Regions from separate parts of the Homo sapiens genome. Here regions 1 and 3 are each linked to region 2. The links are chromatin contacts, found by Hi-C or POLR2A ChIA-PET in ENCODE. All regions are on one chromosome and are shown on one strand. The core of a region is the stretch at or near the end of the contact, and the rest is flanking DNA. Distances in the headings are between cores, read along the strand shown. Region 1 holds the start of LIG1 (DNA ligase 1). Region 2 holds the start of SERTAD3 (SERTA domain containing 3). Region 3 holds the start of BAX (BCL2 associated X, apoptosis regulator).

Evidence for each region. A loop is a pair of places that touch in the nucleus more often than their neighbours do. ChIA-PET counts read pairs that join two places held with the same protein, here RNA polymerase II (POLR2A). Pooled maps may share reads with other maps.
Region 1: a loop to region 2 is called in a pooled map, with 12 times the contacts of the local background. The contact joins the promoter of LIG1 here to the promoter of SERTAD3 in region 2. A Hi-C loop is called at or near these places in 1 of 50 pooled maps. POLR2A ChIA-PET finds 5 or more read pairs at or near these places in 2 of 52 experiments (HEK293 and HepG2).
Region 3: a pooled map shows a loop between it and region 2 (4-fold over the local background). The contact joins the promoter of BAX here to the promoter of SERTAD3 in region 2. A Hi-C loop is called at or near these places in 2 of 50 pooled maps. POLR2A ChIA-PET finds 5 or more read pairs at or near these places in 2 of 52 experiments (GM10248 and H1).

Annotation. Positions count from the first base shown.
Region 1 is chr19:48,168,323-48,172,360 of GRCh38, reverse strand. It overlaps LIG1 (DNA ligase 1), which reads left to right and starts at 2,017. Exons shown (of 28, transcript NM_000234.3): 1 at 2,017-2,120. It overlaps ZSWIM9 (zinc finger SWIM-type containing 9), which reads right to left and starts at 1,681. Exons shown (of 4, transcript NM_199341.4): 1 at 1,647-1,681; 2 at 284-567. The coding sequence starts at 558. RefSeq lists silencers at 1,489-1,628, 2,429-2,478, 2,509-2,578 and an enhancer at 1,876-2,535.
Region 2 is chr19:40,441,607-40,446,063 of GRCh38, reverse strand. It overlaps SERTAD3 (SERTA domain containing 3), which reads left to right and starts at 1,729. Exons shown (of 2, transcript NM_203344.3): 1 at 1,729-1,849; 2 at 3,978-4,457. The coding sequence starts at 3,984. It overlaps SERTAD3-AS1 (SERTAD3 antisense RNA 1), which reads right to left and starts at 1,547. Exons shown (of 2, transcript NR_187496.1): 1 at 1,436-1,547; 2 at 801-1,174. RefSeq lists silencers at 1,198-1,417, 1,478-1,797, 1,978-2,037, 2,503-2,882.
Region 3 is chr19:48,951,940-48,956,192 of GRCh38, reverse strand. BAX (BCL2 associated X, apoptosis regulator) reads right to left here and starts at 1,318. Exons shown (of 6, transcript NM_138761.4): 1 at 1,231-1,318; 2 at 594-645; 3 at 360-506. The coding sequence starts at 1,264. RefSeq lists enhancers at 844-1,053, 503-1,070, 1,071-1,639 and a silencer at 1,174-1,323.

The DNA.
Region 1 (4,038 bases), core at 768-3,267, 7.7 Mb before region 2:
TGGGCGACAGAGCGAGACTCCATCTCGAAAAAAAAAAAAAAGTCTGTAAGTCGGGCCCACACCATCTCTTGCTCCGTGAGTATCTTTGTCTCTCTAGCTCCTCTTCTTCTCTCAGTACATGTCCCTCCTTGACTCCCGCCTCTCTGCAAGGTGTATTTGGCTGCCTCAGTTGGCCTCTCCCCCTCTGCATCTCTGGGTGGGGTGTTCTCTGCCCGTCTCCCACCCACACCCACCCCCGGTGCTCCCCTTCCCCCCAGCAGGACAGCGGCTCAGGTTCACGCACCCCACGGCGGGCCGGCTGGGCGCACGCACGTCCTTGCACACAAGCCGCACGTAGCTGTACTTGAGCACGTCGATGAGCGTGTAGAGCGGGGGCGCACTGGCCCAGCGGCAGCGCGCCAGGTGCATGGAGCTCTTGACGAAGAAGAGCGCCAGCCGCTGCTGGCACCACGCGTCGAAGAAGCGGCTGAACTCGGCCCACGAGAAGAAGGCCCGCTCCCGCAGCTCCTGCTCCTCCTGCCCCGCAGCCGTGCCGGGTGGGGGCTCCGGCCGCTCCATCCTGGGGGCCTGCGTGGAGGAGGGGAGAACAGGTGGATATCAGACCCATTCCCACCCGGGGTATCTCATCTACTCCATTCTTGGCCTGCCCCGTCGGTTGCTGGTGCCTCTATCGAGGTGGGTAGCCCGGGGTCGGACGTGCCTGTTTTTCTCCAAATATATAAATATCAACCTCCATCCTATCTTTGGCCTCCTCCCACCGCCTTATCCCTGGTTCACTTGGAGCCTGTCATCTTGATTCCTAATTCCAACTCGTCTCCTCCTCCGCAGATGTGACCCTTAGGTACAGTTGGAATCTCTCCTCCCAAAATACGACCCTTAAGCTCAGATGTCCCTTAAGGACATCTCCTCAAATGTGTTCTCAAATTCCAGCTAAAACCTCCTCCCCTTCCAGCTGTGTCTCTCACCCAAGAGTAACTTCTAACTCTCGTATTCATCTGGAACTCCTCCTTCCATGTGCCAACAGTTGGCTGTAACCCCTCCAAAGACGCTCCATCTCCAGATGTGCTCCCACATCCAGGCCACGGACCCCTCACCCGGTCACATGCTTCATGCACCTGTGGCTCCGCACTCCCCAGATGTGCCTCTGGCGTGCAGCTGTTGCCCCTTCCCCCGATTATGACCCTATGGCTCGCCACATGCAGCTGTAGCTGGGGCTTCCCTGAGACACTCTCATCTCCAGATGTACTCCCCACATGCAGTTATCCACGCTTCGCCTACAGGTGTGTGCCCCACTTGTGGCTAGTTCTCCTCGGAAGTGTCACCAGTATTCACCTGTGGTCCCCTCCTCCTCAGATGCGGCCCCCAGTCCAGCTGTGGGCCCCTCCTCCCAGTTACATCCACCATCCCCCGCAATATGCATCTTCGTTCTAGACATGGCCCCTCGTCCTCGGATGGGCTCCTTCACCCCAGATGCTCCCCCCACGTCCAGCTGCGCGTCTCCCCTCGAGCAGCCCCATCCAGCCCGCTCCCGACCCTCCTACTCCCCCCCTCCCCGCCCGCTGCGGCACCTTCCAGCCCCGCCGTCCCACCTAGCTGTGCCTCTCCCCTCCCCAAGATGTGCACCCTTCCCGCCCCTCCCCACTCACCTACCCGCCCCGGAGCGGCGTCCACCTCCCACAATGCCCCGCGCCCAGGCCTGGCCCGGCCCTTGCTCCCGGGATGCCCCGCGCGGTCTCCCGCCTCTCTTCCCGCCGTGCCTCGCGGGGGCGCTTCCACCGATTCCTCCTCTTTCCCTGCCAGTCACTCCTCAGACCCTCAGCCACACCCGCTCATCCAGGGCGAGGGAAAGCGCGGGCATTTTCCCAGTGTGCTCTGCGGGAGGGCTCGCCCCACTTCACCCCTTTTCCCGCCCTCCTCCCATTCGGGAGACTACGACTCCCAGTGTCCTCCGCGCGACGGCGGCGGTGCGGACGGTGCCCAGGTCCCGCCCCTAGGCTCTGCCCCGCCCCCGCCCGCAGACGTCTGCGCGCGAATGCCGTGGCGCGAACTTGGGACTGCAGAGGCGCGCCTGGCGGATCTGAGTGTGTTGCCCGGGCAGCGGCGCGCGGGACCAACGCAAGGCAAGTGGGGCCGTCCGCAAGCAGATGGGAGGCGGAGGGCGGCGGGTGCGCCGAATGCTTGGGGCCTATGCTTCGCCATGTCGGGGTGTCTGCAGAGGAGTGGGCGTGGGGACGCTGAGGCTGCCGAGAGCGCGGTGGAGACGGAAGAGCGCGGGCTGCGGGCCGCCGGAGAGTGCAGAGAGGTGTCTCCCAGAGGGAGGGGGGCCAGGTAGAGGGTAGACGAGAGACAGAGACAGTTGGACAGGTCCTCTGAGAAGAGGCCTTGAGGTGCGAGTTCACCTGGAAAGGGGAGAGGCCAAATGGAACTGAGGGGCGGGGCCGGGGGGGGGAAAACTGTGTGGGCGGGGCCAGCTGGAAATCGGAAGGCCCCCCGAGGGGGCGGGGCTATCTGGGAGGGGGAGGGGCTGAAGGGAGCTAAGGGGCGGGGCCGGGGAAAAGATTGCGTGTGGGCGGGGCCACCTGGAAGGGGGAGGTGCCAAGGGTGGGGCTGGCTGGGAACCGGAAGTGCTGAGGGGGCGGGGGCCACCTGGAAGTGCTGAGGGGGCGGGGCTAGAAGAAGGTAAATCGCGGGCAGCAGCATCACCTGGAAGGAGTGGGCCCTACTGGAGGGAGATGGGTGGTGTCAGGGAGAGGTCAGTGGTAAGGTCCAGGTCTAGGTAAAGGGCTCGTAAAAGATGGAGAATCATCTGAATGGGGAGACGTCTGGCCTAATGTATGCTTGATAAAGGGATGGAGCTTACCTCTTGTTTTTACTTTTTATTTTGAAATAATTATAGATTCAAGGAAGTTGTGAAAAGAGTATATCCATCTTCCCCTAATGGTGACATCTTATGTAGTCCCAATATCGAAACCAGGAAATTGACATCAATACAGTTCTGTTAACTAGATTACAGACCTTGTTCAGTTTTCACCAGTTTGTGTGGTGTGAGTGTGATTGTGCATCTGTGTGCCCGTGCAGCTTGATTCCTTGTATAGATTTGTGTAACCCCCATCGTAATTGTGATATAGAACAGTTCCCTCTCCACATAAGAACTCCTCCCCAGGCCCCTGGCAACCGCTAATGTGTTCACCATCTCTAGTTTTGTCATTCGGAGATTGTTATGTAAATGGAATCATATATTATTAGGATGTTACCTTTTTTCTACTCTGCACAATGCCCTGGAGGTCCACCCAAGTTGTTGCTTGTATCAGTGCTTCGTTTCTTTTTATTACTGAGTACTGTTTCATCCTTACTTGATATTTTTCCTGTCATTATCTCTTCATTTTGGTAACCGCTTTATTGAGATATAATTCACAATTATACAGTTTGCCCATTTAAAGTGTACAATTTTGCCCATTTAAAATGTACAAGTCAGCGGTTTTCAGTGTATTTAAAGTGTATTTCAGTGTATTTAAAGTGCCCATTTAAAGTGTACAAGTCAGTGGTTTTCAGTGTATGCGCTGAGTTGTGCAGTTATTACCATAATCGATTTTAGGATATTTTTATCATCCCCCCAAAAAACTCCTATACCTTTTATCCATCATTCATTTAATTTTAACCCTGAACAATATTCTACCATATGGTATTCCAGTAATGAGGGAACCAGTTCCCTAAGGGTAGACATTCCACCAGTTTCCAGTCTTCTCTCATTACAGTTAGTGCTGCAGCAGGTAACTTTGTGCCTCACTTGGTCCACCTGTGAGGGTCTCTGTGGGCCAAATACACAGAAGTGGGGTTGCCGTTCCGATAGAGACGCCAGGTGGTCCTCCAGAGGCATCAACCAGTTTGTTCCCCCCAACTCAGCAGTACACAGAGTTGAGAAGCCAGCCTTGAGTACCGTGGTAAGGAGAAAGGAACGTGGGCTTTGGAGCCAGCCACACCGGGTTTTGAAGCCTTGCCTGAACCCCAGCTATGTTCCTCTGTCCTCATTACCTTCAT
Region 2 (4,457 bases), core at 480-2,979:
AGAAAACTGCCTCCTCCCCTTAGGGAAACTCGTTGTAGGGGCGGAGCATTACGGGTGTGGGCTTTCAGGACACTAGCAGTGTCTTCTTTCTGCCTTATTTTTCTGTCACATTCCTGAGCATTTAGCAAACTTTCACTGGGACCTGCTACGTGTCCAGCCCTGTGCTAGGTGATCCTGCAGACCAAGAGGTGGTTGACAGAGATATCCTTGGTACCTGCCCTCGGCGGGGCGTTCCTCAGTCCATATAGTAACTGACAGTCCAGGACTGGGATGGCGGCACAGGAGGCCATGGAATCCTAGAATGGATCCTAACCCAACCTGGACTGCCAGGGAGGGCTTCGGAGAGGAGGAAACCTTTGAAATGTGTTCTGAGAAGCAGCCTGGGAATTGAGGGTATATTTTGAGGATGAGGAAACAAGTTTAAATATCCAGAGGCGAGAAGATTGCTTGAGGCCAGGAGTTCAAAACCAACCTGGGCAACACAAGAAAACCCCCCTCCCCCCTCCCCCATCTCTCTGTCACCCAGGCTGGAGTGCAGTGGCACGATCTCGCCTTCACTGCAACCTCAACCTCCCAGGTTCAAGCGATTCTCCTGCCTCAGCCTCCCAAGTGGCTGAGATTACAAGCGTGCGCCACCACGCCCAGCTAATTTTTGTATTTTTAGTAGAGACGGGGTTTCACCATTGTTGGCCAGGCTGGTCTCAAACTCCTGACCTCAAGTGATCTGCCCGCCTCCGCCTCCCAAAGTGCTGGGATTACAGGCGTGCGCCACTGCGCCCGGCAAAAAATAATATTAATAATAAAGATCCAGAGGCCTTTTATTGTCATGTTTGCGAACTTATTATGTACCTGGCATTGTTGTAGACACTGGGGTAAAGCAGGGAAGAAAACAAACAGAGAAAATCCTTTCGTTTTCCTGATGGGGTGAATGGGAGCTTGAAGCCATTTTAGAAAAACTGGAAGTGACTCAATGGGGCAGGATCGGAGAGAACCAGGAGAACGCATCAAGCAAGGTCGTGAGGGGCTTTGTGGCAAAAGGAAGGAGTTTGAAGTTTGTATTCGGGGTGGGTAGGAAGCCATGAACAGTAGCAGAGGAGTCATCTTGATGGAGCGGGGAAGGAAAGAGGGTGTCAGAAGACCCAGGTGGGACCACCAGAGGACGTGCTGAGAAAACCTGAGGATTAAGAAGGGGCCGCGCGGTAACGTATAGGGGGCGGGAGGGGCAGCAAGGGGGCGAGGCTACGATCGCCTAGGCAACGCGGGCCGCGCCACTCTATTGGCTGGTCTTCCGCTACGTCATCCCCCGCGCCCCAGCGTCCTCCCTCGGAACCCCGGGGGCGCGGCCTCCTCCGGTTGCTCGGCCCCGCCCGCCTGCACAGCGACTTGGGGAGGGGCATGCCAGCCCCTCTGGCTCCACGGTGGAGTCCAGGCCTACCATAAAGGAACCGCAGGGAGCAATGGTGACGATCTTGGAGCGAGGACTGTAGCTGAGTGGAAGGAAGCGGTTCTGTTGGACCGGCCGCCCTCCACCCCGGAGTCGCTGCCCCGCCCCCTGCCAGTTGCACTTCTTTAAATGGCCCGGGGCGCTAGGGAGGGGTGGGCGGATCCGGCGTCTCGGGGCACGGGCGGATGGCTCCGCCCAGCCAATCGACGCCCCGCGGCGGGCGGGACTCCAGCCAATCGCGGCTCGCGGCTCGGCTCCGGGGCGGGGCTGGTGGGCCAGAGGCCAGACGGAGAGGCCCCGCCGAGGTGAGCGAGGCTCCAACCGGTCACTGGTGGGTCCTGGCACTGGCGGGTCGCAACGCTGTGGGCGTTCCAGGAGGTGGTCGTGGCGAACCTGGCAGCTGCGGTGAGGAGTGGTCGCCTGGCTTGGGAATTTACCTTAGGCTGGGGGAGAGAGAAGCGCGCCCCGGGGACTTGCGGAGGCGGGGTCTGGGTGGGACCGGGGGAGGGGGCCTCAGATTCAGGGTGATGATAGGGAGGGTCTGGGGACCTGAGACTGAGTTCAAGACCCAGGAGGGGAGGCGAGGTTGTTGGGGCAGTATTTTCAAGTGGAGGGAGTTTGAAGCTGGGACGTTGGGCTTTTGGAGAAGCGAGAGAACAGAGGGGAGGAACTTTTGAGACAGGGAACCTGGAGATTCGATTCCACTTGGGTCTTCCGGACGGGTTGAATTCGGGGCTTTATCGTGTTCTGGAAAAGGTGTGAGAGGTACGGAGCTGAGATTCTGAGTATTTGGAGAAGCGAGAGAACTAGGGTCAAGGATTCTTGGGACTCCAAGACGCACTGGCGGGGGAAGGAGGTTGCCGGGAAGAGTTCAATGTTCGGGTCTTGGAGCCGGACAGCGAGTTTGGAGGTGAAGTCCAGGGGCGTTTGAAAGTCAGGAGACTAGGAGAAGTGGGAGGAAGTATCAGAATTAGGATACGTAGTCTCCCGAACTAGATCGGAGCATTGTCGTCTTTGAGCGATGTGTTCGGATCTGGGTCTCTGGATCCAAGGGCAGTTTGGAAGGAGAATCGCGGACTTTCAAGGAACAGAGGGACCGGGAGAAAGCAAATTTAGAGCCGGAGTCTGGGGTGGGGGAGGGGTGTTCCGGGCCTGGAGCTCAGACTCGCGGCCCCGGAGGCAATGGAGGGCGGGGCTCGGCAGGCGCCGGCAGCTGGACGTCCAGGTTCCCTTCCCCCACCCGCCTGTGCCCCTGTGCGCATGCCCTGAGGGAGAGCGGGGTGAGGGGGGTGGCTCGTCCCCTGGACGGGCGGAGCCCTCTGGGGATTGTAGTGCGTGCTCGACGTCAATTCGTGTACCTGGCGGCTGTTGGCCCCCGTTTCCCAGAAGCCCCTGGGCCAAATTGGGGCGTTCCTGGATGCTCTGTAAGGACCCATGGGGGGGCGGGGCCTTACAGTGTCGCGGTCTGATTGAGTGGGACCTCCGAGGGGGCGGGGCTTGGTCTGAGCTGAGTTCTAGCAAGTTTTCCTATGGGGCGCGCTTTGGGGGAATCTGAAAGCGTGGGCAGAGGGAATGAGACAGGCCCCTTTCCTACTCTTGGGAGCGCTCCCAGTCGGTTAAGGAAGAGGACATAGAAATATCCCGACTGTTGAAGAAGAATCTCAACATAGGTTCCCCAACAGGGCTCCAGGAGATTTCGAATATAGTAGGCACTCAGTAAATCTGTTGAGCGAATAACTGGCAATTAACTCTTGATCGAGGCCGGGTGTGGTGGTAATCCCAGCTACTCAGGAAGCTGAGGCGGGAGGATCGCTTGAGCCCAGGACTTCGAGACTGCAGTGAGCTGTGATAGCGCTGCTGCACTCAGCCCTGGGCGACAGAGCGAGACCCTGTCTCTAACAAAAAACAAACACAACTCTTGTTCATTAAGCACTTCCGGTGTGGTGGGCCCTATAGATACGTGGCATCTCCTTGACAGAGGTGGTGAGAAGTATTTTTTTACAGTCCCTATTTTACAGATGAGGAAACTGAGGCCCTGAGAATTGACTCATTCAGATCACTTCCCATGATCACGCAGCTGAGCAGTTTCCAATACAGAATTCAGATTTGGGGTTCCCTACTTCCAATCCAGGTCTCTGTGCTCCACACTTGTCTTTCGTGCTCCATGTTTGAAGAAATTAATATTGTGGAAGAACAGTTTTAAGGCTTAGAGGAACTTGAGTTAGGATCCGTACTTGGCAGATGAGGAAATTGATTCTCATGGATGTAAATTCACTGTTTGAGGCCACAACAGGCAAGTAAGTGAGATTTAAATCTAGCTGTACGTAACGCCAGATCTTATTTTCTTAATCGTATATGTACTCACCTTCTTAAACTTGTAGGATTCAGACAGCCTTCATTTTATACATCAGTAAACTGAGATTCCGATGATTAAAAATCACTAACAACTCAATAGGCCTGAGAAAGTGGGATATGAGCCAGCACTACGGTGTCTGGTGTCTGACCTTCCCCTATGCGCCTCTTCTCTCTACAGGGCATCATGGTGGGAGGCTTGAAGAGGAAACACTCTGATTTGGAAGAGGAGGAGGAGAGGTGGGAGTGGAGTCCAGCAGGCCTTCAGAGCTACCAGCAAGCCCTGCTCCGCATCTCCCTAGACAAAGTCCAGCGCAGCCTGGGCCCCCGAGCACCCAGCCTCCGCAGGCATGTCCTCATCCATAACACCCTCCAACAGCTGCAGGCTGCACTTCGCCTGGCTCCCGCCCCTGCCCTGCCCCCCGAGCCCCTCTTCCTGGGCGAGGAGGATTTCTCCCTGTCAGCCACCATTGGCTCTATCCTCAGGGAGCTGGACACCTCCATGGATGGGACTGAGCCCCCTCAGAATCCAGTGACTCCCCTTGGCCTCCAGAATGAAGTGCCACCCCAGCCTGATCCAGTCTTCTTAGAAGCTCTGAGCTCCCGGTACTTGGGGGACTCTGGCCTGGATGACTTCTTTCTGGACATTGACACATCTGCG
Region 3 (4,253 bases), core at 69-2,568, 8.5 Mb before region 2:
GGAGAGAGGAGAACCAGTGCCGGGGAGCAGGCATCAGGCTGATGGTGGAAAATTCCCGCATCCACCGCACACTAAAGATAAGGAGACTGAGCCCCAAGCCAGGCTGAAATGAAAAGCAACAGGCCAACGGGGGACAAGGGAAGGGGACAAGACAGACATTTAGGAAGGTGGGAAAAATGACTCCCTGAAGGAGGGTTTTAAGATCCTGGCAGAGAGGAGGGCTGGGAGTCCGGAATGTTTGCGCTGAGTTGTGGGGCCCAGACTCCTAGTTCTTAGGGGAGGAGGAGAATGCGGGGCTGAGAGTCCTGTGTCCTGAAGGAGCCCAGTGGCTGGACTTCTGGGTCCTCAGGGGCCCACACCTCTGCAGCTCCATGTTACTGTCCAGTTCGTCCCCGATGCGCTTGAGACACTCGCTCAGCTTCTTGGTGGACGCATCCTGAGGCACCGGGTCCAGGGCCAGCTCGGGTGCCTCCCCCCCCATTCGCCCTGCTCGATCCTGGATGAAACTAGAGTGGGGATGGAGTGAGGGTGCAGAATCAGAACGGGGTGTCACTCCTCAAATCTGTGCCACAATAATCAGACCTCAAACTCACCCCTGAAGCAAAAGGGCCCCTGTCTTCATGATCTGCTCAGAGCTGGTGGGCCCTAGAGGAGAAAGGAAGGGAAGAGGTACCTGGACTCTTGGGTTCTAGGGGATCAGGAGACTGTGGAGACTCACGGCCCCTGAGGGAGGACAGAGCTGGGGACCCTGGACTTCTGGGACCCTAGCAGATAAAGTGACGGGGGGGCCCAGACAACTGAGTCCCTGATGGAGAAAGGCCAGGAGGCTGGGCCTGTATCCTACATTCTCCCCGGGGAAAGAGGCTAGGGGAACGCTATATGCATCCAGACCCCTGGCCTGAGGGGGCAGAGGCGAGACCCGCCCCTCCCACCAGTGCCAGAGGCAGGAAGTGGTGCGGGCGACAAGCCCGGGCCTGCCCGGGGGCTTGGCTTCCGAGATCCCCTGGTTCTCGAGGGTCCGAGAGCGCCAGAGAGGCAGGGATCGGGACACGGGGATCAGAGAGCCAGGAACCTCCGAGGACGGAGGGGACTGGAGGCTGGCAGCGCCCGATCCGGGAGTTTCTGCCCCTCAGTGCTTGGAGATCGCACAGCCCCAGGCCGGTAGGAAGGATCCCGGACGGGCCGGCGAGGGGGCTCGCCCTCCTCCCGCCCGTCTGCCTCCCGCCTCACCCCCGCCTCTGGGCTGCTCCCCGGACCCGTCCATCACCGCCGCTCCCGCCGCCGCCTCTCGCCGGGTCCGCGCGGGCGGCCGCAGCGCGCCCGGGTCACGTGAGAGCCCCGCTGAACGTGCGTCCTTCACGTGGCCGCCCCGCAAAATGGCCGCTGCCCCGCAGCGCCGCCGGGTCACGTGACCGCACCTGCCTCGCTCCCTCGGGAGGTTTGGTCCCGTCACGTGACTGTCCAATGAGCATCTCCCGATAAGTGCCAGCAGTGGCGCCGTCCAACAGCCGTCCGTCCAATCGCAGCTCTAATGCCTTCATTTATCCAGGCACCATTTTTAGAAGTTTCGGGCAGGGTTTGAGCTCTCCCCAGCGCAGAAGGAATTAGCAAGTGCAAAAGCTCAGAGGCCCAAAATAGCATGCTTCCAGGCAGGACGTTATAGATGACTAAAAACTGAGTGGTTTTGTTTTTTGCAGAGACCTGGATCTAGCAATATAGCCCACGCCCAGGCTTGTCTCTAACTTGTGAGCCCAAGAGATAACCCCGTCTCAGCCTTCCAAAGCGCTGGGATTACAGGCATGAGCTACCGCGCCAGGCCTGCTTTTCTGTTTGTTTGTTTTTTCCTGTTTTTTTTTTTTTTTTTTTTGAGACAGGGTCTCACTGTGTTGCCCAGGCTGGAGTGCAGTGGCCCAATCATGGCTCACTGCAGTCTGGAATTCCCGGGCTGAAGCCTCCCACCTCAGCCTCCTGAGTAGCTGGGACTACACCGCCCCTGGTTAATTTTTAAAACTTTTTATGTGGAGATGAGGTCTCTCTATGTTGCCCAGGCTGGTCTCTGAACTCCCAGACTCAAGCGATCCTCGCACCTTGGCCTCCCAAAGTGCTGAGATTACAGGCTTGAGCCACCCCACCCAGTCATGACTCGAATGTTTGTGTTTGTGTAAAAAGAAAAGGAATATGAAGTTTAAAAAGTGGCAGAAACTAATCTGTGCTGATAGATCAGCAGGGTATGGAGGGGAGGGGCCACAAGAGACACTCCCCGGGTGCCCCAAATATGCCATATTTTTATCTGAATGGTGTTTACATGGGTATACACATTATTATTATTATTATTATTATTATTATTATTATTATTTTGAGACGGAGTTTTGCTCTTGTTGCCCAGGATGGAGTGCAATGGCACGATCTCGGCTTACTGCAACCTCTGCCTCCGGGTTCAAGCAATTCTCCTGCCTCAGCCTCCCAAGTAGCTGGAATTGCAGGCATGCGACACCACGCCCAGCTAATTTTGTATTTTTAGTAAAGATGGGGTTTCACTATGTTGGTCAGGCTGGTCTCAAGCTCCTGACCTCAAGTGATCCACCTGCCTCGGCCTCCCAAAGTGCTGGGATTACAGGCGTGAGCCACTGTGCCCGGCCGGGTATACACATATTTACAATTCATTGAGCTGTACACATAAGACTTGTGTGCTTTATGAATATTATGACATGTCACTTTAGACAGAAAATAATAGCAACTAAGGAAAACTCAGAAAAATGAGCTAGGATCAGATGATAAAGGGTTTGGGCCTGTCAGAGAAGGGACTTGATCTATGTCCAGAAGGCCGCTGGGAAGCATGGGGAAATTTTGAGCAGGCAAAGGGCAGAGTCAGACTAGGGTGTCAGGAAGATCTCTTGGACTTCCTTCTTTCTCGAAAAAGCTCCTGGTTGGGCTCAGTGGCTCACTTCTGTAATCCCAGCACTTTGGGAGGCCGAGATGGGTAGATCACCTGAGGTCAGGAGTTTGAGACCAGCCTGGCCAACACGGTGAAACCCTATCCCTACTAAAAATTCTAAATTAGCCAGGTGTGGTGGCAGGCACCTGTAGTCCCAGCTACTCGGGAGCTGAGGCAGGGGAATCGTTTGAATCTGGAGGCAGAGGTTGCAGTGAGCTGAGATCGTGACCTTGCACTCCAGCCTCAGTAACAAGAGGGAAACTCCAACTCAAAAAAAAAAAAAAAAAAAAAAAAAGCTCGCATAGCACCCAGGATGTGTAATGCTTCTCACAGCTGTAAATGTGTGCAGTGTTTTAATTTCATGTTGGTTTTTTTCATCCACCCAAAATTTCCACAAGGTTAATTTGTCCTCAATTCTCCCAGAAACCAGCATGTTACTTGATTCATAGTTATCTCTCAAAATGTGTTATTCAATAACTGTATGATTGAATGTTGGGGAGCATGCAGAAATCAGACATTGTCTGCCTCTGACATTCAGAGAAGACTTCTCAGAGGAGGTATTTCCTCTTGACCTTGAAGGATCAGTTTGTTTTGAAAATTGAAGAAAGGGGCCAGGTGTGATGGCTCATTCCTATAGTCCCAGCACTTTGGGAGGCCAAGGCAGGAGGATCACCTGAAGCCAGGAGTTCAGGACCAGCCTGGGCTGTACCATGGTGAGACCCTGTGTCAACTAAAAAACAAAAGAAAGGAGGGGGGGCCGGGCGTGGTAGCTCACACCTGTAATACCAGCTGTGTGGGAGGCCGAAGTGGGTGTATCATCTGAGGTCAGGAGTTTGTGACCAGCCTAGCCAACATGGCGAAACCCCGTCTCCACTAAAAATACAAAAAAATTAGCTGGGAGTGGTGGCGCGTGCCTGCAGTCCCAGCTGCTTGGGAGGCTGAGGCAGGAGAATCGCTTGAACCCAAGAGGCAGAGGTTGCAGTGAGCCAAGATCGTGCCACTGCACCCCAGCCTGGGCAACAGAGCAAGCCTCTATCTAAAAAAAAACAAAAAGAAAAGGAAGCAGAAAAAAAAGAAAATTAGCTGGATGTGGTGGTGCGTGCCTGTAGTCCCAGCTACTTGGGAGGCTGAGGTGGGAAGATTGTTTGAGCTTGGGAGGTCCCGGCTGCCGTGAGCTGTGATCAATTGCATCACTGCAATCAGACTGGGTGACAGAGGAAGAGCCTGTCTCAAAAAGAAAAAAGAAAAGAAAAAGCCAAGATAAAGGGGGAGGGTAGAGCTTAGGTGACAACCAAATGATAGCTTAGAGCAAAGCAAG